Regions from separate parts of the Homo sapiens genome. Here region 1 is linked to region 2. A link is an interaction called in ENCODE POLR2A ChIA-PET data of the cell type or tissue named here. Cell type or tissue: PC-9. All regions are shown on one strand. Each heading gives the region's core, and the rest is flanking DNA. Links, peaks and the distances in the headings are about the cores only. Region 1 overlaps VMP1 (vacuole membrane protein 1). Region 2 overlaps RPS6KB1 (ribosomal protein S6 kinase B1).

What was found. Peaks named below come from ENCODE experiments on the same cell type or tissue, not always from the same donor. Only the 100,000 strongest peaks of a DNase experiment are listed, where the experiment ranks them.
Region 1: POLR2A ChIA-PET joins it to region 2 with 12 read pairs; 2 of 35 experiments call an interaction of 5 or more read pairs at or near these places.

The regions. Positions count from the first base shown.
Region 1 is chr17:59,719,736-59,735,828 of GRCh38, forward strand. It overlaps VMP1 (vacuole membrane protein 1), which reads left to right. Exons shown (of 12, transcript NM_030938.5): 2 at 11,686-11,787; 3 at 15,603-15,738. The coding sequence starts at 11,712. Among named protein-coding and RNA genes, the nearest start is that of VMP1, 20 kb to the left of the region's middle. In PC-9, for the core only: no CTCF peak of the experiment used is centred there; a DNase peak (open chromatin) is centred at 9,826; H3K27ac peaks cover 2,577 bases.
Region 2 is chr17:59,908,912-59,923,722 of GRCh38, forward strand. It overlaps RPS6KB1 (ribosomal protein S6 kinase B1), which reads left to right. Exons shown (of 15, transcript NM_003161.4): 2 at 1,651-1,700; 3 at 3,773-3,893; 4 at 5,724-5,792. It also overlaps the pseudogene RPS29P21. Among named protein-coding and RNA genes, the nearest start is that of RPS6KB1, 23 kb to the left of the region's middle. In PC-9, for the core only: no CTCF peak of the experiment used is centred there; no DNase peak of the experiment used is centred there; H3K27ac peaks cover 110 bases.

The DNA of each region.
Region 1 (16,093 bases), core at 6,903-11,902, 180 kb before region 2:
AAAATGAATGGAGTATTATAGTCTTAGCACTGGATATACAGCCTACAAAGAACCTTTGTGAGCTGATTTTTGCAGTGTTTTCTAAGCACTTCTGCAGGAAACAAATAAAAAAAACCCCACATTTAATGTTAACTCTGTTTTAAATGCTTCAGCTGCAGTTAAGGTCTGTTACACTCTTTTAATGCATTTCTTGTATCTATATAAGTGTTCAAAATGAAAATTATTTGATGTTTGAGTTATGCTTCTGCCCGGTTTGTGTTCTCAACCCCATCCACAGACCTATAAGATTTGTTTCAGCAACCTCATTCTTACAAACAAAACTAACTTACATACGTGCACTCGGTGCAAAGTAGATGCCATTGAAGGTCAAGAATATGTGTTAGATTTCTGTTTGAGGACATTTCAACATTTTAAACAGACTAGGAATACTTGGATTTACTCCTACATCTAGGAATCTCACTGACATTGTATCATCACAGATTTCAAAAATTATTGCTACTTTATTGAATTTTGAAAAGTGGCTCTCATTAAAAATGATTATTTCATCTTACTTTAGCTATGTGGATAGACTAGAACCCTTTTACCTCATAATAATTTTTGACGGATTGTCCTTGTCTTACATTTCAAGATGTTTAGATTGATGAATAATAATTCATTTTTGTTATTCAACATAAACTAAGATTGTTCTAAATCTGTGGCTACTTCTGTTATGTAGGCTATGGAAACCAGTTACATAGGCTTTTGTATAGCATACTAATATGGAAAGGAAGTACCTGTAAGTGAATACTCAGGGCAGCATTTACCATGATTTTTTTGGAAAATTGTGACATTTGAGAAGCATGGAGATTGATGGGTATGATACTGCATTTAAAAATATTAAACAGCATGGAGAAACTAACATTAAGCGACTGCTATGTGCCAGTCACTGTGTAGTGCACTTATATATTATTTATCTTGGCTGGGCGTGGTGGCTCACACCTGTAATCCCAGCACTTTGGGATGCCGAGGCAGGTGGATCACCTGAGGTCAGGAGTTCCAGACCACCCTGACCAACGTGGTGAAACTCCGTCTCTACTAAATACAAAACATTAGCCAGGTGTGATGGCAGACGCTTGTAATCCCAGCTACTTGGGAGGCTGAGACAGGAGAATCGCTTGAACCCGGGAAGCAGAGGTTGCGGTGAGCCGAGATTGTGCCATTGCACTCAAGCCTGGGCAACAAGAGCGAAACTCCATCTCAAAAAAAAAAAATTATCTTAAAGTAGAGAAGCTAACTTGTTGAGAGTCCCCCAAAGCAAAACAAAAACATGATATAAAAATAGGGATGGGGGCCGGGCGCGGTGGCTCACACCTGTAATCCCAGCACTTTGGGAGGCCAAGGTGGGCAGATCACCTGAGGTCAAGAGTTTGAGATCTGCCTGGCCAACATGGTGAAACCCTGTCTCTACTAAAAATACAAAAATTAGCTGGGTGTGGTGGCACACACCTGTAATTCCAGCTACTCGGGAGGCTGAGGCAGGAGAATCGTTTGAACTCAGGAGCTGGAGGTTGCAGTGAGCCATGATCGCCCCATTGCACTCCAGCCTGGGCGACAAGAGCGAAACTCCGTCTCAAAAAAGAAAAATAAGGATGGGGATATTTTACAAATATGCACAAATGCAAATTATTTAACCTAAAACTAGTAAGTCAGGACGTATTGGCAGCTTTCAGCCACCAAGTTTTCCTTTTTCCCTATAAAATGGGTCATGATGAAGATGATAATAAGTAAGATTAACAGGGTATGTTGATGCTAGATTAGTCACTGTTGCAGTTTGAAGACACATACAGTAAATACATCAGGTTTTTCTGGATAAAAGGTAGTCTAGCTAGACAAGATGGCTCACACCTGTATGTAATCCCAGCACTTTGGGAGGCTGAGACAGGAGGAGCACTTGGTACCCAGAAGATCACTCTGGGTAACATAGTGAGACTCTGTCTCTACAAACAAAACAAAACAAAACAAAACAAAACAAAACAATTCTGCAATCTGGATACCCTTATTTATACTAATCAACATTGTATTGCTCTGCCAGGGTTGTCATAACAGAATACCACAGACAAAACATGGCAAAACCCCATCTATGTTTAAACAACAGAAATTGTTTTTCTCCCAGTTTTGTAGGCTGCAAGTCCAAGATCAAGGTGCCAGCAGGGTTTATTTCTGGTGAGGACTCTCTTCCTGGCTTACAGACAGCCACCTTCTCTCTGTGTCCTTACATAGTCTTTCCTCTGTGTCCAGGTAGAAGAGAAAGCTGTCTGGTACTTCTTCCAATAAGGACGTGAGTCCTTATTAGAGTACCACCCTTATTACCTCATTTAACTTTAATTACCTTCTTAAAGGCAGTATCTCCAAATTATAGTCACATGAGTGTTAGGACTTCACCATATGAATTTGGGGGGGCACAATTCAGCCCATTACAAGCATATACTCTCCTTATAGCTAATCAGCATGAGAAGTCAGATTATAAACAAAATACTATTTGGGAGCATGAACTCAAAGGTGGATGGTAAGATGATCAAAGCCGTTGGTAATCATGATGCTGTGTGCCCCAGTAGATAGGAGATTTATATAGGCTAACTTCTGCTGCACTGTGCTGGAGATAGACTTTCTATTTTGTTTTGTTGAACTTCTCTTTTATCATAAAACCAGTCCCCTTAAATTATTTTTTTCAGGCAGTTTAGTTAATAATTTTATGGTTATGAGCCCAGCCTAATAATGCCCCCCAGTGTAACATAAAAAACGTACAGCAACCTGTACTCCCAATTTGATTAGATTTGAGTCTTAGGCTGGGCACAGTGGCTTATGCCCATAACCCCAACACTTTGGAAGGCCAAGGCTAGCAGATCGCCTGAGGTCAGGAGTTGAAGACTAGCGTGGCCAACATGGTGAAACCCCATCTCTACTAAAAAATACAAAAAAATTAGCCGGGCATGGGGGTACATGCTTGTAATCCCAGCTAGTGGGGAGGCTGAGGCAGGAGAATGGCTTGAACCTGGAAGGTGGCGGTTGCAGTGAGCTGTGATAGCTCCACTGACGGTGGAGGTTGCAGTGAGCTGTGATTGCTCTACTGCATGCCAGCCTAGGTGATAGAGCAAGACTGTCTCAGGAAAAAAGATTTGAGTCTTTAACTCCTAAATCACATTTTGGGGCCAGCTCTTACATTACCTCACTTTTCTAGATTGAGCTTGTCCCTTTCAAAATTCTCAGAAAAATAATTTTTGACTTAGTTTGGAGGGTGGGGTTGTCTTCCCAGTAGGTCAGTGTACTCCTAAGATCACCATTGTATCTGGGTCCTGCCTCCAGGTTTGTCACTAACTTGTTCTGTGACATTATACAAGTCCCTTACCTCTGAGATGTTTATCTGTGAATAAGTAGAATAGGCTTGATATTCTCTAAAGTTCCTTCTGTGATTCTAATTATTCTTACAGCATATTCATAAAGCACTTTCATAAAGCAGTATGGCAACATCATTTTGCCTTTGAAAGAAAGAATTGTCAGTATGTAGAGGGTATTTAAGGCTGAGTGAATAGGTGACATCATTAGGGAGAGAATATAAAGGAACATAAAAAGGAATCTAGGACCAGGCTTTGAAGAACCCCAGGACATAGAGCAGGGGGAGCCGTCAGAGAAATAGGAGGAAAAATGAAAGTATTTCAAGAAATAGGGAGTGGATACTTGTGTTCAGCGAAGGTAAGAGATTCAGTAAGACATGTCCTTTGGATTTGGCAAATGGAGGTAATCGATAATCTTCACAAAAGCAATTTATTTTTATTTGTCGGAGCAGAAGTCATATCACAATGGATCAGGCAGAAATTTGATGATGAGTAAGTGGAGCCTGTATATGTCGGCAACTCTTTTGAGCACTGTTTATGAAGAAGGAATGAAAAATGGGAAATACTGAGTACTTAATTTTCTGGTGAGAATAAAGGGGTAAAGATTGATTACACAGTGAGAACAGAAGGAGCAAAGTCCCTGAGAAGGAGGAAGGAAATGATATATATATATTGACATAATGGCCTTTGGTAAGTAGAGGACACTGCCAAGTCATAAAGAGAGAAAAATGCTGACATGGGTGAAGTGTAAATATTTTAGTAGGCTTAATAGTAGTGGGATTGGTGAATTCTCTCACTGCTTTTGTTATTTAAAAAAATGTAACAGGGCTGGATATGGTTCATGCCTGTAATCCCAGCACTTTGGGAGGCCAAGGCAGGGGGATCACTTGAGCCCAGGAGTTCAAGACCAGCATGGGCAAAATGGGGAAACCCAGTCTCTACTAAAAATACAAAAATTAGCTGGACATGTTAGCATGTTCCTGTAGTTCCAGCTGCTCGGGAGGCTGAAGTGGGAGGATCACTTGAACCCAGGAGGTCGAGGGTGCAGTAAGCCATGATTGCACCACTGCACTCCAGCCCGGGGGACAGAGTGAGACCCTGTCTCAAAAAAAAAAAAAAAGAAAGAAAAGAAAAAGAAAAAAGAAAGTCAATGTCTGAAAATAAGAAAGGAAAAAGGAGGGTAAAACGTTTTGGGAGCAAAAACAAAGAATGAAATAGTTGTCAAAGTAAAAAAAAAGTTTATTAGCAGGAATCATCAATTTTAGGTTTGAGCTTTGGCATCTTAATAACTGGGCTAGGCACAGTGTCTCAAGCCTGTAATCCCAGTACTTTGGGAGGCTGAGATGGGCAGATCACTTGAGCCCAGGAGTTTGAGGCCAGCCTGGACAACATGGCGAAACCCCATCTCTATAAAAATTAGCCTGTCGTGGTGGTGCACACATGTAGTCCCAGCTACTTGGGAGGCTGAGACAGGAGGATTGTTTGAATCCGGGAGGCAGAGGTTGCAGTGAGCCAATATTGTGCTATTGCACGCCAGCCTTCGTAACAGAGTGAAACTTTGTCTCAAAAATAATAATAGGCAGGGCACGGTGGCTCACGCCTGTAATCCCAGCACTTTGGGAGGCCGAGGTGGCTGATCACGAGGTCAGGAGATGGAGACCATCCTGGCTAACACAGTGAAACCACGTCTCTACTAAAAATACAAAAAAATTAGCCGGGCCTGGTGGCGGGCGCCTGTAGTCCCAGCTACTCGGGAGGCTGAGGCAGGAGAATGGCATGAACCCGGGAGGTGGAGCTTGCAGTGAGCCGAGATGGTGCCACTGCACTCCAGCCTGGGCGACAGAATGAGACTCTGTCTCAAAAAAAAAAACAAAAACAAAAAACAAAAAAAACAACAAAAATTAGCCAGGTGTGGTAGTGGGTGCCTGTAGTCCCAGCTACTTGGGAGGCTGAGACAGGAGAATCACTTGAACCTGGGAAGCAGAGGTTGCAGTGAGCCGAGATTGTGCCACTGCACTCCAGCCTGGGCAACACAGCGAGACTGTCTCAAAATAATAATGATAATAATAATAATAACTGGCACATAATGGACCGTTGGTATATATTTGTTGAATTAAGAATTTGAAGTGGCTTTGTAATTGTGTGATTTTCTTCAGTTATGTTCAGCTTCTTAGACAGATCATAAGAATGCAGATGATTCTGGAGGCACTGCAGTTTTACAAAGTTTTACAGTACGTATGATTGGGGGAAGAAGAGGCAAAGTGAGGATGTTTTCAAGGGAATTTTGAAAGGCAAGGAAAAATGTTAAATCCTTTAGAAAATGGTTAAAATGCAGAAAAGCTTTGAAGTTTTTATAAGCTTAACTATTAAAACACTAGTGGGTCTTTTATTTTGGCTGTTTCATACTTGGGATGGTTTTAAATCATGCTAAATGGTCAAAATGCCAAAAAAAAAAAAAAAAGGGTTTTGATGCTTTTATAAGCTTAACTGTTTAGAACCTCAGTGGCTCTCTTGTTTGGCCTTATGCTATATTTCCTTCTTTTGGGAATGGCAAGAAGGTTTTGAAAAGTTGTTTTTTAAACTGCAAATTTATTTTGTTTATGAAGAAATAGACTGATGAAAATAACTTAGTTCCCTGGGTTATTTCTTACAAAACAAAATTTCAGACTATTATGTTTTCCAGAGAGAATTTTGGAGAAGGAAATGTCAGTATGCTGTTCTTTTTTAGCACGTTGTGTAAGAGCACATTATTTGCTCAAATGAAAACCCCTGTTGCAATAGCTTAAAAACAAAACCTTCAAATAATTGTGCAATACCATTGTTATAAGTACGCACTCATAGACCCAAAATGTTTTGGGTAAAACAATGACACTATGGGAAAGAGTAAATAGGGGCAAATGAGTTCAATTATCAGTGTTTTGTAGGAGAAAGGTTTTAGAATGTTATTTATAAGGCAAACCTTTTTGTGCCCTGTTTATCTTTTCATCACAAATTAAATAAATTTTACTTACTGTGATAGAGATGAATGGCTGGCTTTAAAATATCTTAAATATCCTTAAATATCTTATTTGTAAATATTTATCATATATTTAGATATTTACAAATGTTTAAATATCTTCAAAATATTTTTTAAAAGATATTGCCTATAGGATTTGGCTGAATATGAACACACATAGTTTTTTTTGTTTTTTTTTTTGTTTTTTTTGAGATGGAGTCCTGCTCTGTTGTCCAGGCTGGAGTGCAGTGGTGCAATCTCGGCTCCCTGCGACCTCCACCTCCTGGGTTCAAGCGATTCTCCTGCCTCAGCCTCCCGAGTAGCTGGGATTACAGGCGCAAGCCACCACACCCAGCTAATTTATGTATTTTTAGTAGAGACGGGGTTTCGCCATGTTGGCCAGGCTGGTCTCGAACTCCTGACCTCGGGTGATCTGCCCGCCTCAGCCTCCCAAAGTGCTGGGATTACAGGCATGAGCCACCACACCTGGCCAAACCCACATAGTTTTAAGTATTTGCAGAACTTAAGTATAGCTTCAAGTTAAATGACTGGCAGATGGAAAATCATTAACTTTTTTATATGGTTCCATTTCAAACATCCTCAGTTGATTTTTTTATTAATAAAATTCAGATTTGTGAAATAGATTTCCATTTTGTAAACCTATTGTGATGCTCTAGCATCTTTGGTTTTTGTTGTTATTGTTTTGTAATTGCTTGGGCTACATTATCTTTTGGCTGAATCTTCACACAAGTATGACTTAAGTTTGCAGAGTCAAACTTTAAGCTTCTATGAACTGGTCTGAATATTTTGTCCTGTGAGCTCCGATAGTGCTTTCTACTTCACGATCTTCATAATAGCTAGTATATATTGAGGTCACGTGAAAGGTGAGGCAATATGTTAGTATTTTATGTACATTATCTTGTTTAATCCTCAACCCTCTGATGTGTGTCATGTTATCTCTGTTTTACAAATTAAGAAAAACTGATGTTTAGAGAGATTTACAAATTTCTCCAGTCTGTTAGACTTTTTGTTTTTTTTTGTTTTTTTTTGAGACGGAGTCTTGCTCTGTCTCGCCCATGCTGGAGTGCAGTGGCGCGATCTCCGCTTACCACAAGCTTTGCCTCCTGGGTTCATGCCGTTCTCCTGCCTCAGCCTCCAGAGTAGTTGGGACTATAGGCGCCCGCCACCATGCCTGGCTATTTTTTCGTATTTTTAGTAGAGACAGGCTTTCACCGTGTCAGCCAGGGTGGTCTCGATCTCCTGACCTCGTGATCTGCCCGCCTCAGCCTTCGAAAATGCTGGGATTACAGGCGTGAGCCATCATGCCTGGCCCTGTTAGACTCTTAAGACCTGACTAAAACATTGTCTTTTCATCTAATTTTATTAAAATGCCTATTTCATCCCATTCTGTTATAATTGATTTCTTGTGTTCATTTGGCTTCTTTACCAGACTGTGATCCTCTTGAGGACAGGGACCTCCTTATCCTATTAATATTTGTATCCTCAGTGCCCATTGGAGACCCCCGAACTTTTAAAATGAGAGCTGAATGAACAACACTGGCATCACTGATACAATAACAATGAGGCATGTGCTGTGAAGTTGTTTTTTATAGTTTAGGCATTTTGTACGTTTATTACCTCCTACTCTTTTGATGTATTGGTATTTATAGTCACACATGCATGCGTATCAACAAACATACACATGCATACATAGATTATTTCATCTACACATCAATCATTTGAAAGTGGCAATTATTGTCCTCATTTTGTGAATCCAAACAATGAAGGACTAAAGAAAATGAAACTTTGCTTAAGATCACACAACTAATCAGTGGCAAATCTGGGATCAAATCCAGATTTTTCAGATTTTAAATCTTATGATTGTCTACTTAAGGCTATCTATACTAATAGAAACCTATATTTTATTTCTTGATGTGTTTATTTGCTTATTCAGCATTGAAGACAACAAAACAAAGGTATACACAAATGGATTGTATCTTAAAAAGGAGAATATTACAGTGATGAATGTGTGCTTTTTTTTCTAGTGATTTTTATAGGCTTTCACTTGTTTTCCTTTATGAGGCATAAATTTTGAAAATAGTTACAATAGTTAGAGTTTAGACAAGGAATAAATTAGCACCAGCTATCAAACTACAGGAAGATTGGACCCATGACCATATCATATTCTGATCAGCTAAATATAAATCTAGCATGACTCTTGGCACATACAAAGTGTTCAGTTAGTATTTGTTCAGTGAATAGGTAAACAAACCTTATACAAGCATCTTATCAAGTGACTTCATGAATTTTCTTTCTTAATAATATAACCCCCTAACTCATATATCTGACTTTGAATTCTAAATTGTCACTGAATCCGCTCATAAAATATAAAAATTTGAGCCACTTGGCCATGAGAATACTCCTAATACTCTTGGGTCTTCTATTAAATATAGAGACGCGTGGGTAGTGGCTCATGCCTGGAATCCCACCACTTTGGGAAGCTGGGGCAGGAGGATCGCTTCAGGCCAGGAGTTCGAGACCAGCCTGGGCAACATAACTAAATGAATGAATGAATAAATGAGATTATTTATTTATTTATTTATTTATAATCTATGAATATATTATTCATATGTATTCATAACATATATTTCCTATGAATATTTGGAAGTTTGGATAGTTCCTGCTGGTGACTATTCTTAAACAGCTTTATTGAAACATAATTCACATATCATATAATTCACCCATTTAAACGGTATATTCACATCTATGCAACTATCAAAACAATTTTAGAACATTATCATCACCCCAGAAAAAAACTCACAACTCATTGGCAGCTACTCCCCATTTTTCTCCAGCTCATCTGCTAATCCACTTTCTGTTATCATGGATATGCATATTCTGGAAATTTCATATAAATGGGAATCATAACAAGTAGTCTTTTGTGACTGACTTCTTTCACTTAGCATATTTTCAGACTCCATTGATGCAGTAGTATGTATTACTACTTTATTTCTTTTTATGGCTAATATTTCATTGTTTGGGTATACCATATACCGTATTTCCTATATCCATTCATCAGTTGATAAGACATTTGGGTTATAGGCTGGGCGCAGTGGCTCACGCCTGTAATCCCAGCACTTTGTGAGGCCGAGGCAGGCAGATCACAAGGTCAGGAGTACAAGACCAGCCTAACCAACATGGTGAAACCCCGTCTCTACTAAAAATACAAAAATTAGCCAGGCATGGTGGCGGGCACCTGTAATCCCAGTTACCTGGGAGGCTGAGGCAGGAGAACCACTTGAACTCGGGAGGCAGAGGTTGCAGTGAGCCAAGATCATGCCACTGCACTCCAGCCTGAGCGACAGAGACTCCATCTCAAAAAAAAAAAAAAAAAAACCTTTGGTCTGTTAACAGTGTCACTATGAACATTCCTGAATTGCTGAGTCATATGGTAACTGTATTTTACCTTTTGAGGAACTGACAGATTGTTTTCCAAAGCAGCTGAACTCTTTTGCATTCCCACCAGCAGTTCCGATTTCTCCACATCCTCACTAACACTTGTTATTATTATCTTTTTTTTGTTTCTTTTTTTTTTTTTTTTGAGACAGAGTCTTGTTCCTGTCACCCAGGCTGGAGCGCAATGGCACGATCTTGGCTCACTGCAACCTCCGCCTCGGGGGTCCAAGCGATTCTCCTGCCTCAGCCTCCCGAGTAGCTGGGATTACAGCCACCCACCACCACGCCAGGCTAATTTTTGTATTTTTAGTAGAGACGGGGTTTCACCATGTTGCGCAGGCTAGTCTTGAACTCCTGACCTCACTATCTGCCTGCCTTGGCCTCCCAAAGTGCTGGGATTACAGGCGTGAGCCACTGCGCCTGGTCTATTATCTGTCTTTTACTATAACCATCCTAACAGGTATGAGATTGTATCTCATTGTGGTTTAATTTGCATTTCCTTGATGGCTAAAGATGTTAGACATCTTTTTATGTGCTTATTAGCAATTTGTGTATCTTTGGAGAAATATCTGTGCAGCTCCTCTGTCCGTTTATTAATTGGATTATTTGCTTTTTATTACTGAGTTGTAAGAGTTTGCAGGCCCGATACACGCTTCTTATGAAATATATGTGATTTGTAAATACTTTCTCCTGTGGGTTGTATTTATTTTCACTTTCTTTTTTTTTTTGAAGCAGGGTCTCCCTTTTGCCCAGGCTGTAATGCAGTGGTACAATCATACCTCAGTGTAGCCTTTCACTCCTGAGCCCAAGCAATCCTCCCACCTCAGCCTCCTGAGCAACTAGAACTACAGGCATGGGTCATCACTCCTGGCTAATTTATTTATCTTATGTAGGATGGGATCTCACTGTGTAGTCCAGGCTGGGCTCAAACTCCTGACCTCAAGTGATCATCCTGCCTTGGTCTCCCAAAGTGCTGGGATTATAGGCATGAGCCACTGCACCCGGCCCCAGTTGTCTTTTTATAAGTGTCTGGGCAAGTTTTAATATTGTATTAAGGACTCAGCATTTATTGTATTAAGGACTCAGCATTTTAGCCTTTTATTGAAGTGATGTGCTTTTTGAGTAGAAAGTTTTGCTTTACTAACACCTGAAGAATGATACAATCACAGGCAATCTGGTTTTTATATGTTGTATTACATTAAAGTAAAAGCACTGATACCTGTAGTATGAAATGAAGCATGTTATAAATAAAGTACATTTAACTATCTTAAACATTTCAAGTTTGGTTTTTTTTTTTGCCCATATCATTTTATTCAGTAGAATTGTTTCCTAAATAAAACTGGTCTATGATCTTAGATTTATGTATCAACAGTTGCAGCATCTTTTGTAGTATATTCTATTTTTATATAATAATGTTAAAGGGAATATGAAAGAAAACTGTAAAAAGGTAAAATGATAAGATTAATTTTGAGTACACAGTAGTATGATATTTAATTGTAAATTAGAAGGAGTTAGACTTTATAGTGTGTTAACATTTGGAGTTACTAGTGCTTGATATCCTCCTTCTGTGGACAGATTACCTCCAAATTTCAATCTGGAAGATCCCTGAAATAACTACTAGGAAAAGGTTTACAACTATATGGCTTTTATATTTTTACTATTTGTATTAGAATATCTATATAAATTGTTCAATAGAATAACTAAATTGTTCAAATTTTGGTTATAAAAGAAAAAAAGTGTAAACACATCATACATATCATGTGGCTTATTACTGTGATGTTATTCCTGTATTCAGTTTTATTCAGTCACAGCTACACAGCAGAAGTTTGTAATGTATTGCTGGATTTTATTTTGCTGTATTAGCTCCTCAAGAGTTACTGATCTATGAAATGGCAGAGAATGGAAAAAATTGTGACCAGAGACGTGTAGCAATGAACAAGGAACATCATAATGGAAATTTCACAGGTAAATTTTGATGGTTTGCAGGGAGGAGTGCTATGGGTTTAAATGATATACTTTTCATTGGAATAAAATAGAGATATATTACTTCTTTTATTTTTAATCTTATATTATCTTCTTAGTAAATTAAATTATGGGTCAGTCAGGGCCTGTAAGGTGATATTTCACAGTGATGGCAGAAGGAGCCTGGCCACAATCACATAAACAGTGTTCCAAGTACAAGATTATTACTTGTTAATCTTATAGTATGGTCAGTGTTTATTTGGCTTTGCTCAGTGCTCAATTTTATTGTGCTATTTTGTAATTCTAGAAGTAGATTATAAACTTACTACACTGTTCTTAAATATACAGTTATCAAAAAAGTTAGAATGTGAATATTATTTAAAAATTTATTTTAAAATTATCGTTTGAGATGAATAAACTCATATTTTAACCAAATTGGAATTTGTGGTAAATTTCAGTGTATTTGACTCCTGTTTATACAGTTACCCTGAAAATGATGACTTTTATTAATATGGATGATTTAAGTAGAAACTTTCCTTCATGCATTTAAAGGAAAATGAAAAAAAAGTTTTACTTTTGTTGTAATCATACTTTTTTTTTAGCTTTTGAATTGTTTGACATCTCAAACACATGGCAAATAATACTCTAGTGTGGTAATATTTTCACAGCAATCCTCTACTTTTAGAGGAAGTGCAAGGAATCTGAAATAGTAGTTTTCATTTGTTTGTTTGTTTGTTTGCTTTTTGAGACGGAATCTCACTCTGTCACCAGGCTGGAGTGCAATGGTGCGATCTTGGCTCACTGCAACCTCCGCCTCCCAGGTTCAAGCAATTCTGCCTCAGCCTCCCGAGTAGCTGGAATTAAAGGCATGCGCCACCACGCCCAGCCAATTTTTGTATTTTTAGTAGAGATGGGATTTCACCATGTTGGCCAGGGTGGTCTTGAACTCCTGACCTCGGGTGATCCACCCACCTTGGCCTCCCAAAGTGCTGGGATTACAGGCATGAGCCACCGCGCCCGGCCTCATTTGTTTGTTAATCACCATATTGCCTTGCAGAGGACATTTTGCAGCACTGATCTGACTTTTGGGTTACTTTGGTTGTCAGTAAACTTGGCAATTTCACCAAGAGTTTCAGGATTCAGAGATGGGCATTGCATACATCATAGTGTCTTCCCATTAGGAGCTTTTGTGTGCTATTTTTTTCTTTCCTTTTAGAGAGCACATACATTTGTATATTCTTCCTCTTCTGCTCACCCCATTGGAATTTAAAATTAACATTAGCATGTCAAACTTACTCTTCTGTACCAGGTGTTTTTTAATATTTTAGAGATTATGCTATAACTGTACATGAAAAACTGATTCTTAGGCTGGGCGTGGTGATTCACGCCTGTAATCCCAACACTTTGGGAGGCCAAGGCGGAAGGATCTCTTGAGCCCAGGAGTTTGAGACCAGCCAGGACAACACAGGGAAACCTCATCTCTGCAAAAGATTTTAAAAATTTGCTGGATGTGATCGTATGCGCCTGTAGTTCTAGCTAGCTACTCAAGTTCTAGCTAGCTACTGGAAAGACTGAGGTGAGAGTATCGATTTAGCCCACAAGGCTGCAGTGAGCTGCGATCACACCACTGCACTCCAGCCTGGGTGACAGAGCAAGACCCTGTCCCCCAAAAAAAAAAATTTATTCTTTATTATGGCTGCTTAGTTTTTCTTTCCATTGTACGAGTGTGCTGTACTTTAATCACTCTTCTGTCCTCTATTGGTAATATATAAGTTATTGATTATTTTTTGCTAGTACAAATAATGCTGTGGTCAATAAAGTTGTGCAAGTCATTTCACCTTATACCTAATCATTCCTAGAAATGGAATTACCGGTTTACAGTGTATATGCATTTTGTGCTGGGCGTGGTGGCTCACATCTGTAATCCCAGCACTTTGGGAGGCGGAGGTGCGTGGATCACTTGAGGTCAGGAGTTTGAAACCAGCCTGGCCAACATGATGAAACCTCATCTCTACTAAAAATACAAAAAAAAACTAGCCGGGCGTGGTGGCAGATGCCTGTGATCCCAGCTACTCGGGAAGCTCAGGCAGGAGAACCGCTTTAACCAGGGAGGTGGAGGTTGCAGTGAGCCAAAATCATGCTACCACTGCACCCCAGCCTGGGCAACAGAATGAGACCCTGTCTCAAAAAAAACAAAAACAAAAGCATTTTGTAATTTCAATAGATGGTGACAATTAATAGCTAAACTTAATTGGGCACTTACTAAGTGTTAAACTCTTCTGAGAACTTTACATATATGAGCTCATTTAATCCTTAAAATGACCCTGAAAAGTATGTACTATTGTGATCCCCATTTTACAGAAGAGAAAACTGAGTCACAAAAGTATTAACTAACTTGCCCAAGATCACGTGACTAATAGAAGGCAGAGCCAGGATTGGAACCAACTAGTTTGCCTCACCATTTTTGCGATCTAAACCACTTTGTTCTGTAATATGATCCTAGGTTGATAGAATGCCCTTCATAGAAGGTGGACCAATTTAGACTTATTTCAGTAATTTTCCCAAAATCTATAGCTCTATCCCAAATTCAACTGCTGGAATTTTCAGTACCATTTCTTTAGGACATCCTCTACAAAAGATTCTGATGTTTATCAAGGCAGGGAGTTGGTTTTGCCTCAGTTGTTCTCTAGGTAACACTGATTAAGAAATGGCAACTATAATATAGTAGCCCCCTTATCCATGAGGGATACATTCCATGACCCCTAGTGGATATAGGAAAAAACACTGTGTTGTTCTGTATATAGTAATGGGGTAACATATACAACGCGGATGTACTAAACAAAGGGATGAATCAGGTCTTAGGCTGGATGGAGCAGGACTGGCAAGATTTTATTATACTACTCAGAACAGCATACAATATAAAACTTAGGGGCTTGGCTGCAGTAGCTCACACCTGTAATTCCAGCACTTTGGGAGGCCAAGGCGAGCTGATCACTTGAGGTCAGGAGTTTCAGATGAGCCCAGGCAACGTAGTGAGACTGTGTCTCCACAAAAACCAAAAATATTAGTTGGGTGCGGTGGTACACACCTGTAGTCCTAGCTGCTTGGGAGGCTGAGGTGGGAGGATCACTTGACCCCAAGAGTTGGAGTTTAAAGTGAGCTGTGATTATGCCACTGCATTCCAGCTTGGGCAACGGAATGGAGACCCTGTCTCTTAAAAAAATAAAAATAAATTTAAAACAATAAAACTTATGAATTGCTTATTTTCAGAATTTTCCATTTATTATTTTCAGACCATAGTTGACCATGTGTTACTGAAACTGTAGATAAGGGGGAACTACTGTCATTCATCTTCTTTCTATGCTGAGTTGGGACTGGTTGCCTTTTTTTTTTTTTTTTTTTTTTTGAGACAGAGTCTCTTTCATTCTGTTATCCAGGCTGGTCTTCAGTGGCACAATCTCAGTTCACTGCAACCTCTGCCTCCCAGGTTCAAGGGATTCTTGTGCTTCAGCCTCCCGAGTAGCTGGGATTACAGGCGTGTACCACCATGCCCAGCTAATTTTTGTATTATTAGTAGAGACGGAGTTCCACCATGTTGGCCAGGCTGGTCTTGAACTACTGACCTCAAGTGATCTGCCCTCCTCAGCCTCCCAAAGTGCTGAGATTATAGGTACTACTAGTTGCCATTTTTCACAAGACTCTAGGACTTGCTATTAGTTGTTATTTGGGAGATAAAACTCTTTTCATCTAAAGTGATTGAAGAGAATAAGCATAAATGTTAGAAATTCTGTTTTAATCTCTGCACTATTGTTTTTCAGACCCCTCTTCAGTGAATGAAAAGAAGAGGAGGGAGCGGGAAGAAAGGCAGAATATTGTCCTGTGGAGACAGCCGCTCATTACCTTGCAGTATTTTTCTCTGGAAATCCTTGTAATCTTGAAGGAATGGACCTCAAAGTAAAGAGTCTTCTCCCACTACCTTTTACATACACCTCATTTACTCATTTAAAAAATCCTCAGTAATCTCTTACTTTCTGCCCTCTACTCCATCAAAATGGATTAATTACCTTTAGAATATTACCATAGGAACATATTTATTCTCCTTTCTTTAGGTTGAAGAAAAATAGATTAGGGAAAGACATTGCTATTTGCTGTTTGCTTACTGGATTATCACAGTTGTCCACTGTTTTTTCATGTTGAATCTGCAGTGGAGAACACTGAAAAATACGATTTTTATTTTCTCTCCTGATTTTACCATTGGGAGAAATCAGGTCTGTGTAATTTAGATACACTGATTCTTTAGCAGGGCAAG
Region 2 (14,811 bases), core at 14-5,013:
CCGGCCAAATTTTTTTTTTTTTTTTTTTTTTTGAGACAGGGTTTCGCTCTTGTTGCCCAGACTGGAGTGCAATGGCGCGATCTCGGCTCACTGCCATCTCTGCCTTCCAGGTTCAAGTGATTCTCCTGCCTCATCCTCCCGAGTAGCTGGCATTGCAGGCATGGGCCACCACGGCCGACTAATTTTGTATTTTTTTAGTAGAGATGGGGTTTCTCCATATTGGTAAGGCTGGTCTCGAACCCCCAACTTCAGGTGATCTGCCCGCCTCGGCCTCCCAAACTGCTGGGACCACAGGCATGAGCCACCGCACGTGGCTTTTTTTTTTTTTTTTTTTTTTTTTTTTTTTTTTTTTTTTTTTTTTTTTTTTTTTTTTTGAGATGGAGTCTTGCTCTGTTGCCCAGGCTAGAGTGCAGTGGCGTGATCTCGGCTCACCGCAACTTCTGCCTTCTGGGTTCAAGCAATTCTCCTGCCTCAGCCTCTTGAGTAGCTGGAACTACAGGCATGCGACACCGCACCCGTCTAATTTTTGTATTTTTATTAGAGACTGGATTTCATCGTATTGGCCAGGCCGGTCTCGAACTCCTGACCTCGTGATCTGCCCGCATCGGCCTCCCAAAGTGCTGGGATTACAGGTGTGAGCCACCATGCCCAGCCTGTCATATAAAATTAAAAGCAAAAGCTGGGGCCGGGTGTGATGGCTCACGCCTGTAATCCCAGCACTTTGAGAAGCCGAGGAGGGCGGATCACCTGAGGTCAGGAGTTCGAGACCAGCCTGGCCAACATGATGAAACCCCATCTCTACTAAAAATGCAAAAATTAGGGCCGGGAGTGTTGACTCACGCCTGTAATCCCAGCACTTTGGGAGGCTGAGGTGGGCAGATCACAAGGTCAGGAGATCAAGACCATCCTGGCTAATATGTGAAACCCCATCTCTACTAAAAATATAAAAAATTAGCCAGGCATGGTGGCAGGCACCTGTAATCCCAGCTACTCGGAAGGCTGAGGCAGGGGAATCACTTGAACCTGGGAGGTGGAGGTTGCAGTGAGCCGAGATGGCGCCACTGCACTCCAGCCTGGGCAACAGAGCAAGACTCCATCTCAAAAAATATATATATATACACAAAAATTAGCCAAGCATGGTGGTACATGCCTATACTCCCAGCTACTCAGGAGGCTGAGGTAGGAGAAACACTGGAACCTGGGAGGCGGAGGTTGCAGTGAGCTGAGATGGCACCGCTGCACTCCAGTCTGGGTGACAGAGTGAGACTCCATCTCAAAAAAGAAAAAAAAAAAAAAAACCCGGGTGCCTATAGTCCCAGCTACTTGGAACGCTGAGGCAGAAGAATCACTTGAGGAGTTTAAGGCTCTGGTATGCTATGATCATACCCCTTCATAGCTATTGACTGCATTCCAGTCTGGGCAACATAGAAAGACCTCATCTCTATTTGTAAAATAATTTAGAGTGAAATTCCCATAGTGTTGTTTGTGTACTGTGTTTTGTTCATTACCATATTTGCCTGTTGTTGAAGTATAAGAGAATTGTTAGGCTGGTTTATTTCATTCATTCTCTTTCAGTTATGAGACAAAGAATTAAACCTTTAAATTTTATGTTTATTAGATTATTTCTGAAACTTTTAACATATTTTTCAGGGTCAGTTAAATGAAAGCATGGACCATGGGGGAGTTGGACCATATGAACTGTAAGTTTATATGAAGAGATTTTCATTGTGTTGTCTTTCTTACAAGTAGGTTTTATCAGTTCTATTTCGTAGCAATCATGTGATTCCTGTAACCTGTTCTTAAATATGTAGTCATATTTATCAACTCGATGTATTGAATTTGGCACCAAAATCTGATCAATATAACCTATCAGAGTTTTGAGATTATGTATGGATTTTGAGGAAAAGATATTAATTCAGATTCAGAGTACTAAATATGAATCTGAGTTGTTAGTTTAAAGAGCCACAGTTTTAATCTTTTCTTACAGAAAAATTTGTAGAAATGCCTCAAAAAGTCAAATGCTTTCTGTTTTGCTTAAATATACAAACAGAAATTCATACAGTCATTCAAACAGAAATTCATGCAATCCGGCTGGGCACAGTGGCTCACACCTGTAATCCCAGCAGTTTGGGAGGCCAAGGTGGGCGGGTCATTTGAGATCAGGAGTTCGAGACCAGCCTGGCCGACATGGCGAAACCCCGTCTCTTCTTAAAATTCAAAAATTAGCCGGGCGACATAGCGAGACTCCGTCTCAACAGCAACAACAAAAAAGAAATTCATGTAATCTTAAGTCATTTTAGACAAGCTCCATTAGGTGAGTATGGTGATTAATCTGCTCTGTATTGTACTCTCAAGTAAAAAGCATTAGTGTAGGAGGAGAATGAGAAGATAGATCACTCATGTAGAAAGCATTTAAATGACAGAGACAATTGCTACCCCTTTTGGATTCTTTATTTTTATTTTTTTGGAGATGGAGTCTCCCTCTGTCACCCAGGCTGGAGTGCAGTGGCACAATCTCGGCTCACCACAACCTCCACCTCCTGGGTTCAAGCGATTGTCCTGCCTCAGCCTCCCAAGTAGCTGGGACTACAGGAGCGCACCACCACACCTGGCTAATTTTTGTTGGGTTTTTTTTTTTTTTTTTTTTTTTTGAGACAAAGTCTCGCTCTTGTTCCCAGGCTGGAGTGTGATGGCATGATCTCGGCCCACTGCAACCTCTGCCTCCCAGGTTCAAGTGATTCTCCTGCCTCAGCCTCCTGAGTAGCTGGGATTATAGGTTCCTGCCACCACGCCCAGCTAATTTTTGTATTTTTAATAGAGACGGGGTTTCACCATGTTGGCTAGGCTGGAATTTTTGTATTTTTAGTGGAGACAGGGTTTTACCATGTTGGCCAGGCTGGTCTTGAACTCTCGACCTCAAGTGATCCGCCCACCTCAGCCTCCCAAAGTGCTGGGATTACAGGCATGAGCCACCACGCCCATTGGATTCTTTAAATCAAGCTAATAACTTGAAAAAACAGATACAGAGAAGAAGTTTTGTACTATGATGTGAACTAATTGGGTAGTTTTGGAAAGATCCCTGATTTTCTGCTGACATTGCCAAATGAGGTTGGATAATACCTAATTTCATAGATATTTTCAATGAAGTAAATTTGAATAACTGCAAGACTTTTTTTCTTTGTCAACTTAATGAACTTTTTCTAACTTACCTTAGCTTTGGGGTGCTTGATGCTTATGAAAATAAATAATTGTCTTCTTTTACTTTGTTGCACTCCTAAGAGCAAGATGGGTCACCAGCAGCTGTATTGGAGTCACCCATGAAAATTCAATCAGGGTTCTTGCTCTTGTTGTGTCTGCTCAAACTGGCAAGGTCTGATCCAGAAATACGGCCTCAATATGTGCGCCAGTGTTTCTATCAGTAAACGAAGGATATAGATTTCATTAAGTTGGACTAAGTGATCTTACTTGAATGGATTATCCAAGGCATCTACCCAATGAAAAACCATAGTACCCCTTTATGCATAAAATAAACAATTATAAAAATAAGTAAATAATTGATTGCCCATTCTATGAACAAGGAGGCAAACGATTATCAGGCCACCCTCCTCTTGACCTGCTGTTCTGTTTGTTTAGAGCACAAATAATTTGGTGTCATGTACTTTTTTACTTTTACTTACTTAGATTACATTTCTCTGTCTCCTTTTTCTTGACTATATGCTGAAAGTAATTTAACTTTTTGCAAATTTATTTTTGGTTTTGCTTTTCTTCCCAGTGGCATGGAACATTGTGAGAAATTTGAAATCTCAGAAACTAGTGTGAACAGAGGGCCAGAAAAAATCAGACCAGAATGTTTTGAGCTACTTCGGGTACTTGGTAAAGGGGGCTATGGAAAGGTAGGCAATATTTTTGAAATGAGAGCTGTTGTCTGTCTTGAATAGATTGATTTTTATGCCCTGGTTCCAGCAGTCATCTTCAGTCTTTGTCAGCTATCAGCAAAGGATGTGATCATGACCACTTAGCTGGTATGTTTGAGGGATGTACAGAAGTTCAGTTTTCCCTTCTTTTCATACCACCACACATGTAAAAGCCTGGCACATAATAGGTACTCAGTCAAGGTTCATAGAATACATAAATAGACAACTGTACCAGGCAAAGTCTATTATTAAAGGGTTCATTCTTTACTTTGGTTAAATGGTATCCTCTTTAAAAATAAAGCCCTCCTTGCTTACAAGAGACATGGCAGTCTGAGTTGTTATCTGTTACTGAGACCTTAATCTCAACTGGTTTTCTGGAGCAATAGAATTGGGGAAGCTGAAGGAATATAAAAAGGGGGAAGAAAACTATTTAGTTTCACAGTTTTGCCCAAGGCTTTACAACTTAAGACGTCACTTTTATGAGTTCTGCCCACAAAACTTTTTACCAAACTATTCTCTTATCAAAATAATTTAGATAATAACTTGGTTAGTATTAAGTTTTAAGAATTATTTTTGCTATTGTGTAGTGTTAATTTTTGCAAAGCAGACATTTGTAGCCTATTCTTATGCTTAAGAACACATTGTAATTTCTAATCATCCTGAATGTGCAACACATGCACTTTGAATCTCACATGTTTTAGGTGTTGCATGAAAATGTTTATAGTTGTCTTTCAGTATGGGGGAGGGGTAAGGGAGAACTGATTCCAAGACCTTTGCAGATAACAAAATCTGCCGACGCTCAAGTGCCTTATATAAAATGGCATAGTATTTGCATATAAGCTACACACATCCTCCCATATGCTTAATTTTTTATTTTATTTTTTATGATTTTTGAGACAGAGTCTCGTTCTTTCCCGCAGGCTGGAGTGCAGTGGCACGATCTCAGCTCACTGCAACCTCTGCCTTCCAGATTCAAGCGATTCTCCTGCCTCAGTCTCCCGAGTAGCTGGGATTACAGGTGTGCGCCACCACATCCGGCTAATTTTTGTATTTTTAGTAGAGATGGGGTTTCACCATGTTGGCCAGGCTGGTCTTGAACTCCTGACCTCAGGTGATCCACCCGAGTTGGCCTCCCAAAGTGCCGGGTTTACAGTTGTGAGCCACCTCACCTGGCCATATTTGTGTTATTTTTTATTGTTTGTATTGTTTATTGTTTTTTCCCCCAAATATTTTCATTCTGCGGTTGGTTGAATCCACGGCTGCTGAACCTGTAGATTCAGAGGGCCAAGTATTAGTACAAACTATTTTAAGTAATAGGTAAACAGTAATTTCCTGCCAACTATTTTTAAATAGTTTTATGTGAAGCAAGGGCAGTGGCAAGCAACCTTGAAAGAAATTTATGAAATATTTTATAATTTTTACTGCCAACTATTTTTAAATAGTTTTATGTGAAGCAAGGGCAGTGGCAAGCAACCTTGAAAGAAATTTATGAAATATTTTATAATTTTTAAGGTGGTATTATGCCTCTGGGAACACTGTTTATAGCTTGTTCTAAGTAGGATTTTATATATTAATATAAAGTAACAGTGTTTATTATTAGATGGTCATTGTCCAACATTACCACCAGATGGCAGCAGAACAAACAGGAAAGTCATGATCATTAATGTGGTCTGTTCTTTTAGCTGATCATTTTTGCACATAGTTTTTATAATATAAACTGCTGTGGCATATGTTTCTTATAACTAGGAATTAAGGGAGTATGCCTGACATAGTTTGCCTTTGAATAACACACACTTTTTTTTAATCCAGGTTTTTCAAGTACGAAAAGTAACAGGAGCAAATACTGGGAAAATATTTGCCATGAAGGTGCTTAAAAAGGTGATTTCCACTCCCCCTTTTTAGTCCTCACACACCATATTTTTACACTTGATCTCAGCCAAAAGGCTGGGAAGCAATCATATCATATTTTTAATTGTTGTAACATTTTGGCCTAAAATTTGCAGTCAAAAAAATGTATCTCAAGCCAGGTACAGTGGTGCACACCTGTGGTCCCAGCTACTTGGGAGACTGAGTCAGGAGGATTGCTTGAACTTAGGAGTTCAAGGGTAGCCTGAGCAATGTAGTAAGACCCAGTCTCTTACAGAAAAAATGTATTTATTTTCTTTTCTTTTTTTTTTTTTTGAGACGTAGTCGCGCTCTGTCGCCCAGGCTGGAGTGCGGTGGTGCGATGTCGGCTCACTGCAACCTCCACCTCCCGGGTTCAGGTAATTCTCCTGCCTCAGCCTCCCGAGTAGCTGGGACTACAGGTGCATGCTGCCACGCCCAGCTACTTTTTTGTATTTTTGATAGAAACGGGGTTTCACCATATTGGCCAGGATGGTCTTGATCTCCTGACCTCAGTGATCCACCTGCCTCGGCATCCCAAAGTGCAGGGATTACAGGCATGAGCCACCGCACCCGGCAAAAAATGTATTTCTAACACAGTTGCAATACTTTTTAGAATGTGAGGTATGTTTCATTACTGTTATTCCTATTTTTATTTCTGCTTGGTGAGTGTGGAAAAGAGAGCTCTTGCAATTCTTTGCTGAGGTAACTCTTCACTGTTTCTGATCTCCTTATTTCTAAGTAATAAGCATGTACTGCCATCTCTTTTTTTTTGAGATGAACTCTCACTCTGTTGTCCAGGCTGGAGTGCAGTTGTACAATCTCAGCTCACTGCAACCTCTGTCTCCCAGGTTCAAGTGATTCTCCTGCCCTAGCCTCCCTAATAGCTGGGATTACAGGCGCCTACCACCACGCCTGGCTAATTTTTGGATTTTTAGTGTAGACGGGGTTTCACCATATTGGCCAGGCTGGTCTCGAACTCCTGACCTCAGGTGATCCATCTGCCTCGGCCTCCCAAACTGCTGGGATTACAGGCACGAGCCACTGCGCCTGGCCTACTGCTATCTTTTTTTTTTTTTTTTTTTTTTTTATTGTGACAGAGTTTTGCTCTTGTTGCCCAGGCTGGAGTGCAGTGGAGTGATCTCGGCTCACCACAACCTCCGCCTCCCAGGTTCAAGTGATTCTCCTGCCTCAGCCTCCCTAGTAGCTGGGATTACAGGCATGTGCCACCACGCCCGGCTAATTTTGTATTTTTAGTAGAGATGGGGTTTCTCCATGTTGGTTAGGCTGGTCTCGAACTCAGGTGATCTGCCCGCCTTGGCCTCCCAAAGTGCTGGGATTACAGGCATGAGCCACCATGCCCAGCCAACTGCTATCTTTTTAATTCAGCAGTTTTCAATTTTTTTTTTTAGACGGAGCCTCACTCTGTTGCCCAGGCTGGAGTGCAGTGGCGTGATCTCAGCTCACTGCAACCTCCACCTCCCAGGTTAAAGCGATTCCTCTGCTTCAGCTTCCTGAGTGTCTGGGATTACAGGCGCCCACCACCACACCCGGCTAATTTTTGTATTTTTAGTAGAGATGCGGTTTCGCCATATTGGCATGCTGGTGTCGAACTCCTGACCTCGGGGGATCGGCCCGCCTTGACCTCCCAAAGTGTTGGGATTACAGGCGTGAGCCACCGAGCCTGGCAGTATTAACTTTCTTTTATGCGAGTTAAGGATTTGTTTCTTGTTTACTTCACCCTCCTTTATCCTCATCCTCTCATTTTGTTTTGCTTTCTTTGAATCTACTATTGTCCTCTGATGTCTTCCAACAACTTTGTAAAACACCTTTCAGTCTAATGTTCTTTGATCAGGCTTATAAGATAATCTATCAGTTCCATTTATTTCCCAGAGGCATATCTTAGGAACTTTCTATCCACCTGTTCCCATCTGGAGTGGTAGCTCTTTAGTCACAACTGTTATGACTGGACTCTTTCTTCACCACAACCCTGGAATCCTCTTGGCTCCTTCAGTGTTGGATCTTTTGTTTCCTGGATCCCATATCTTCATTTTTTCCCTTTTTCTTAGTTTATGTCCTTGTTTTGGTGACACTATACTAGTGGCTCCCTCAGACAAGGTATATAAAGATACATTTATAATAAAAATATATCCATATTGCATATTTGAGAATTTCTTTACATTTTTATTTACTTGATTGTTTATGTTATTGGAGTTGAAAATTATTTTCACTTAGAATTTTGCTCAGTTTTCTTCTATTCTTGAGAGTTTCTGTTGAAGTGCTTTGGCATTCTGATTCCCAGTCGTTTACACATGGCCTATTTTTTCTGTGGAAATATTTAAGATTTTCTCTTTATTTCTGATCTAAGTTTTTATAGTGATGTGTGTTGCTTTGACTTTGATTATTATTTTTATTTAGTTAGTTTTTGAGATAGGGTCTCGCCCTGTCACCTAGACAGGAGTGCGGTGACACAATTATAGCTCAGTGCAACCTCAAATTCCTGGGCTCAAGCTATCCTCCCACCTCAGTCTCCTGAGTAGCTGGGACCACAGACACGCACCACCAGGCCTGGCTAATAAAAAAAAATGTAGAGATGGGCACTCACCATGTTGCCCAGGCTGGTGTTGAACTCCTGGGCTCAAGTGATCCACCCGCCTCGGCCACCCAAAGTGCTGGGATTGGATTACAGGTATGGCCCACTGCGCCCGGCCTATTTAATTAAATTAATTAATTTATTTATTTTTAAGAGACAGGGTCTCACTCTGTTTCCCAGGCTGGAGTGTGGTGGTGTGATCATACTTCACTGTAACCTGTAACTCCTGGGCTCAAGCGATCCTCCTGCCACAACTTCTGAGTAGCTAGGACTGCAGATGCATGCCACCACGCCCAGTTCATTTTTAAAATGTTTCGTAGAGACAAGGTCTTCCTGTGTTTCCCCGGCTGGCCTGGAACTCCTGGCCTCAAGCAGTTGTTCTGTTTTGGCTCCCAAAGTGTTGGGATTACAGGCATGTGCCACTGTGCCCAGCCTATTTTTATTCTTTTAATCTTAAAGCTTTAGTCTTTCAGTTCTAGGAAATTTTCTTATGTGATTTATTTGGTAATTTCCTTCCCACTGTTTTCTCTTCTTGGAATTGCAATTAGTTGGATGTTGGATCTCCTGGACCGATCATCTAATTTTTCTTATCTTTTCCACGTTTCCATTTCTTTGTCTTGTTTACTTTCTTCTACTCAATTTTTTTTTGAGATGGAGTTTTGCTCTTGTTGCCCAGGCTGGAGTGCAATGGCGCAATCTTGGCTCACCGCAACCTCCGCCTCCTGGGTTCAAGCGATTCCCCTGCCTCAGCCTCCCGAGTAGCTGGGATTACAGGCATGTGCCACCATGCCCGGCTAATTTTGTATTTTTAGAAGAGACAGGGTTCCTCCATGTTGGTCAGGCTGGTTTCGAACTCCTGACTTAGGTGATCCGCCCGCCTTGGCCTCCTGAAGTGCTGGGATTACAGGCGTAAGCCACTGTGCCCAGCCATTTGACTAAATTTTTTTTTAAAGCTGTTGTATTTGTGATTCTCCAGAATTCTTTCTGTTGTTTTTGTTTTATAGCAACCTGTTTAATGAGTATAATATCTTCTCTTACCCCTCTGAGAGTTTTATTTTTTTTTAATGTTTATTATTATTTTTTTGAGACAAGAGTCTCACTCTGTCGTGCAGGTTTGAGTGCAGTGGTGCGATCTTGGCTCACTGCAACCCCTGCCTCCTGCGTTCAAGCGATTCTCCTGCCTCAGCCTCCTGAGTAGCTGGGATTACAGGTGCCCGCTACCACACCTGGCTAATTTTTGTATTTTTAGCAGATATCGGGTTTCATCATGTTGGCCAGACTGGTCTTGAACTCCTGACCTCAGGCAAAACGTCCACCTCGGCATCCCAAAGTGCTGGGATTACAGGTGTGAGCCACCACGCCCAGCCTCTCTGAGAGTTTAATTATAATTATTTGAAATGTTCTTTTGTTTTACGCATGTTCTTTTTTGACTTTCTGTTTTCTTTGACTTTGATTTAGTCAGTTTTAGTCACTTTGTTCCATGTTAGAGGCCTTCTTTAGATGTCTGGTGTCATTCACTGATTATTCTTTTTTTTTTTTTTTTTTTTGAGTTGGAGTCTTGCTCTGTCGTCTAGGCTGGAGTGCAGTGGCACAGTCTCGGCTCACTGCAATTTCCACCTCCTGGGTTCAAGCGATTCTTGTGCCTCAGCCACCCAAGTAGCTGGGATAACAGGCATGTGCCACCCTGCCTGGCTAATTTTTGCATTTTTAGTAGTGACAGGGTTTCGCCATGTTGTCAGCCTGATCTCGAACTCCTGACCTCAAGTGATCTGTCCACCTAGGCCTCAATAACCCATCCACTGCGCCTGGCCTGATTATTCATATTTAAGAGTAGAACTCTGAAAAGCTGATCAGAAGTTCTGTGTGTGTAAGCTTCTCTGCAGGGTAGTCAAGTGGTTAGCTGGCACTTGATCAACAACTTCAAATAATAGTGTCTGTAGGGCTGGGTGTGGTGGCTCACGCCTGTAATCCCAGCACTTTCGGAGGCTGAGGCAGGTTGATCACCTGAGGTCAGGAGTTCAAAACCAGCCTGGCCAGCTGGTTTGGGGGCGCTGAGGCAGGAGAATCGCTTGAGCCTGGGAGGTGGAGGTTGCAGTGAGCCAAGATTGCACCATTGTGCTCTAGCTTGGACAACAAGAGCGAGACTCCATCTCAAATAAATAAATAAGTAAATATTGTCTGTAGATCTTTTTTTTTCTGGGGAGGATCAGTTGGTGCTAAGAAAGTTCTGCCATTCATTTGCCTGGAAAAAGCATTCTGGAGCTGAGTGAGAGAAGATGGAGATCTTACCTCTCAACACGCGGACTTTCACTAAACTCGAGTTTTTACATTAGTACTTTACTCTGTGGATCTAATCTTTCACTTTTTTTTTTTGTCCCGGGGAATTTAACTCTCCTAGGGTTAGTTCTTCGACTTAGTATGGAGATGGGAGCCTTTTTGGTCTGTCTGTTCCTTACACAGACTTGTAGATGATCTCCCTGTTTTTAGCACTCCACCTTCTGCCTTCTACAGTCTTCAGTTCCTTTAATTTTTTCCCTTCCTTCTAATTTTTCCTCTAATGTTTGAACCTTGCTGGGGTTCTATAGATAGATTCAACTTCTTTTGTGTATTCCCCTTTGCAGGCACTTAGGTTTGATCTTACCCCACTCTGCTACATCATGGACCATTGCTTTATCCCCACTCTGTCTTTTCAGGTGTGGGATTCCACATGTCTTCTAGTTTTACTGATGGATTATGTGTGTGTTTGTTTTCTTATTCTTGTTTGGGATTGATTACTGAAAAGATTCCACTGTCTTTTTTTTTTTTCCTGGGTTCAAGTGATTCTTCTGCCTCAACCTCCTGAGTAGCTGGGATTACAGGTGCCCGCCACCACACCCAGCTAATTTTTGTATTTTTAGTAGAGACAGGGCTTTGCCATGTTGGCCAGGCTGGTCTCGAACTCCTGACCGCAGGTGATCCACCCTTCTTGGCCTCCCAAAGTGCTAGGATTACAGGCATGAGTCACTGCGCCCGGCCTCCACTGTCTTAAAACAAAAGTTCCAGTGGAGAACTACTTTAAAGACAATCAAAGTGACTTTTTAAAAAAATTATAAGACTTGTAAAACTTTGGTCCTTCTTGCTGATTTTTATTTAAGCAGTATAAATGACTCCTCAGTTTGAAAGCTGAGGAACAAATACTGTGACCACAATTTTATTGGTAATTGTCTTTAAAAAGCCATCTAGCTATTCTTCACATCAGTTTCTTCTTCAGTGGGTTGACATTGATATCAGCTATTTGACTTTCCTGTTGGAATTGTTTTAGATTAATGATTTTTTAATCTGTAAAACATGTTAGGTATAGAATTGAAGGCAGCATAATAGTGCTTGTCCCAGAAATGTGAAAAGAAGTACTGGTCAAGATTTCTTCTTTTATTTGAAACAGAGTCTCACTACATCACCCAGGCTGGAGTGCAGTGGAGCGTTCTCAGCTCACTGCAACCTTTGCCTCTTGGGTTCCAGTGATTCTAGGGCCTCAGCCTCCCAAATAGCTGGGACTACAGGTGTGTACCACCACGCCTGGCTAATTTTTGTACTTTTGGTAGAGACAGGGTTTCACCATGTTGGCCAGGCTGGTCTCAAACTCCTGACCTCAAGTGACCGCCCACCTCAGCCCCCTAAAGTGCTGGAATTATGGGCGTGAGCCACTGCGCCCAGCCTCTGGTCAAGATTCTTAACTGATTCATTCCTTGTGATGTGTTATTTATGTCGGATAATCAGGCCTGACCATATTAGGCATAATTAGATCTTGGGTGAAGTATGTTTTTGGCACAGGTATCTAGTGAAAAAAAGAGTGCTTGTTTTTTTTCCCCACTCATGGTGGGTGGGGTGGTATATTGGGAAATCCATAGACTTAATTACTGCTAAGTGTCAGGCCTCATTCTGGGGCCCAGGGATCCAGGACCTAAGCTGTTTGCCTCTGCTTTTGCTTGGTTGCCATTGTTTCCCATTCTTGGGGTTCTTTTCTTAATCCTGGCTAGAGGATCTGATACTGTCTCCTTCCTTGTCCTTGAAAGCAAGCTCATAGCAAAAATAATGAAAATAAAGATGTCATTAGGGTTAAGTTCAGGGCTTTCATTTCTAAATCCCCAAGTAAGATGACTATAGGCTCCCTTTGAGTTCCTTCCTTCTGATTTTAATTATCCTGGAGGCAGAGTACTAACCCCTCTGACCTGAGTGTGTGGTAAGTGTATACCTCTTCCCCCAGACTTTAAGATGAAATCAGAGTAGAACCAGGTATCCCCTTAAGTGAGTTGTTTCAATCTGGACATTCTGTCTGGATTTATTAGTTCTCCTGGGACTGTTTACTTCTTATAGGAATGGTACCATTCAGGTATTTGCTTAGAGTGGAATAGTGAGGAAAAGACTATCAACAGCCATCACCCGACCCTACCAGTTGCAGCAAAAATATACCATGGAAGCAAAATACTATTGCCTACGGCATTAGTTCACCTCCCACTGTACATTTTAGAACCTTTGGCCAAAGGTGTTCTCCACCTCTGAAATATTGCGGTTTCATAGAACAATAACTTTCTCACTTTTGACTTACTTGATTCCTACAATGCCTGTTTTTTGGCCCTAAGCCCTTTAGTTAATAAATTTTAGTTAATAAATTTTCCTCATGTACAATTTGAGAGTTAACTGCAGATTTCATAGCACTTCACCCCTAATTTCATCTATACATCTCCTAAGAATAAGGGCATTTTTTTTTTTTTTTTTTGAGAAGCAGTCTCACTCTGTTGCCCAGGCTGGAGTGCAGTGGTGCAATTTTGGCTCACTGCAACCTCCACCTCCTGGGTTCAAGCGATTCTCCTGCCTCAGCCCCACAAGTAGCTGGGATTACAGGTGCCTCCTACCACGCCTGCCTAATTTTTGTAATTGTAGTAGAGACGAGGTTTCACCATGTTGGCCAGGCTGGTCTCAAACTCCTGACCTCAGGTGAGCCGCTCTCCTCGGCCTCCCAAAGTGTTGAGATTACAGACTTGAGCCTCCGTTCCCGGCCTCTTTTTCCTTTTGTAGTTAACAAGTGATCTGTGGAATGATAGAAACGGTGTGAATATTCTGTCCTATAATAATCTTTACTTAATGGTTTTATCTGGATTGTTTCTTGCCCAAATATTACTGTACTGTAGTGATTATAAAATGGAGACTTTTCTATTTTTTCTGTATTTTTTCTATATTGTCATTAGTCTGTAAAGATTTTTTTATACTCCTTTTTTTTTTTTTTTTTTTTTTTTTGAGATGAAGTCAGGCTGGAGTGCAGTGGTGTGATCTCAGCTCACTGCAGCTTCTGCCTCCCGGGTTCAAACTATCCTCCTGCCTCAGCCTCCAGAGTAGCTGAGACTACAGGCGTGCGCCATCGCGCCCAGCTAATTTTTTGTATTTTTAGTAGAGATGGGGTTTCACCATGTTGGCCAGGATGGTCTCGATCTCTTGACCCCGTGATCTAGCCACCTTGGCCTCCCAAAGTGCCAGGATTACAGACGTGAGCCACTGCGCCTGGCCCTATACTCTCTTTTAAAAAAATTTGTTTGTTTTTTTTTTTTGAGATGGAGGTTCACTCTGGTGCCCAGGCTGGAGTGCAACGATGTGGTCTTGGCTCACTGCAACCTCCATCTCCCAGGTTCGAGCAATTCTCCTGCCTCAGCCTCCTGAGTCGCTGGGATAGGTGCGTGCCACCATACCCAGCTGATTTTTGTATTTTTAGTAGAGATGGGGTTTCACTATGTTGGCCAGGCTGGTCTTGAACTCCTGACCTCATGATCTGCCCGCCTCAGCCTCCCAAAGTGCTGGGATGACAGGCATGAGCCACCGCACCTGGTCTTTTTTTTTTTTTGTGAGACAGGTTCTTCCTCTGTTGCCCAGGCTTGAGTGCAGTGGCATGATCATGGCTCACCACACCCTTGGACACCAGGCTGCCTCAGCTCACTGCAACCTCTGCCTCCCAGGTTCCAGTCATTCTCGTGCCTCAGCCTCTGGAGTAACGGGAGTATAGGTGTGTACTATCACACGTGGCTAATTCTTGTATTTTTAGTAGAGATGAGGTTTCTCCATGTGGGGCAGGCTGGTCTCAAACTCCTGGCCAACATGGTGATCCGCCTGCCTCGGTTTCCCAAAGTGCTTCATATTGTTAGCCCTAATTCTAGTCCAATTCCATAGCGTTCTTTTTTATTTTTATTTTTTTATTTTTGAGATGGAGTCTCGCTTTGTCCCCCAGGCTGGAATGCAGTGGTGTGATCTCGGCTCACTGCAGCCTCCACCTCCTGCGTTCAAGCAGTTTTCTGCCTCCGCCTCCTGAGTAGCTGGGATTACAGGTGCCTGCCACCACGCCCGGCTAATTTTTGTATTTTTAGTAGAGACGGGGTTTCATCATCTTGGCCAGGC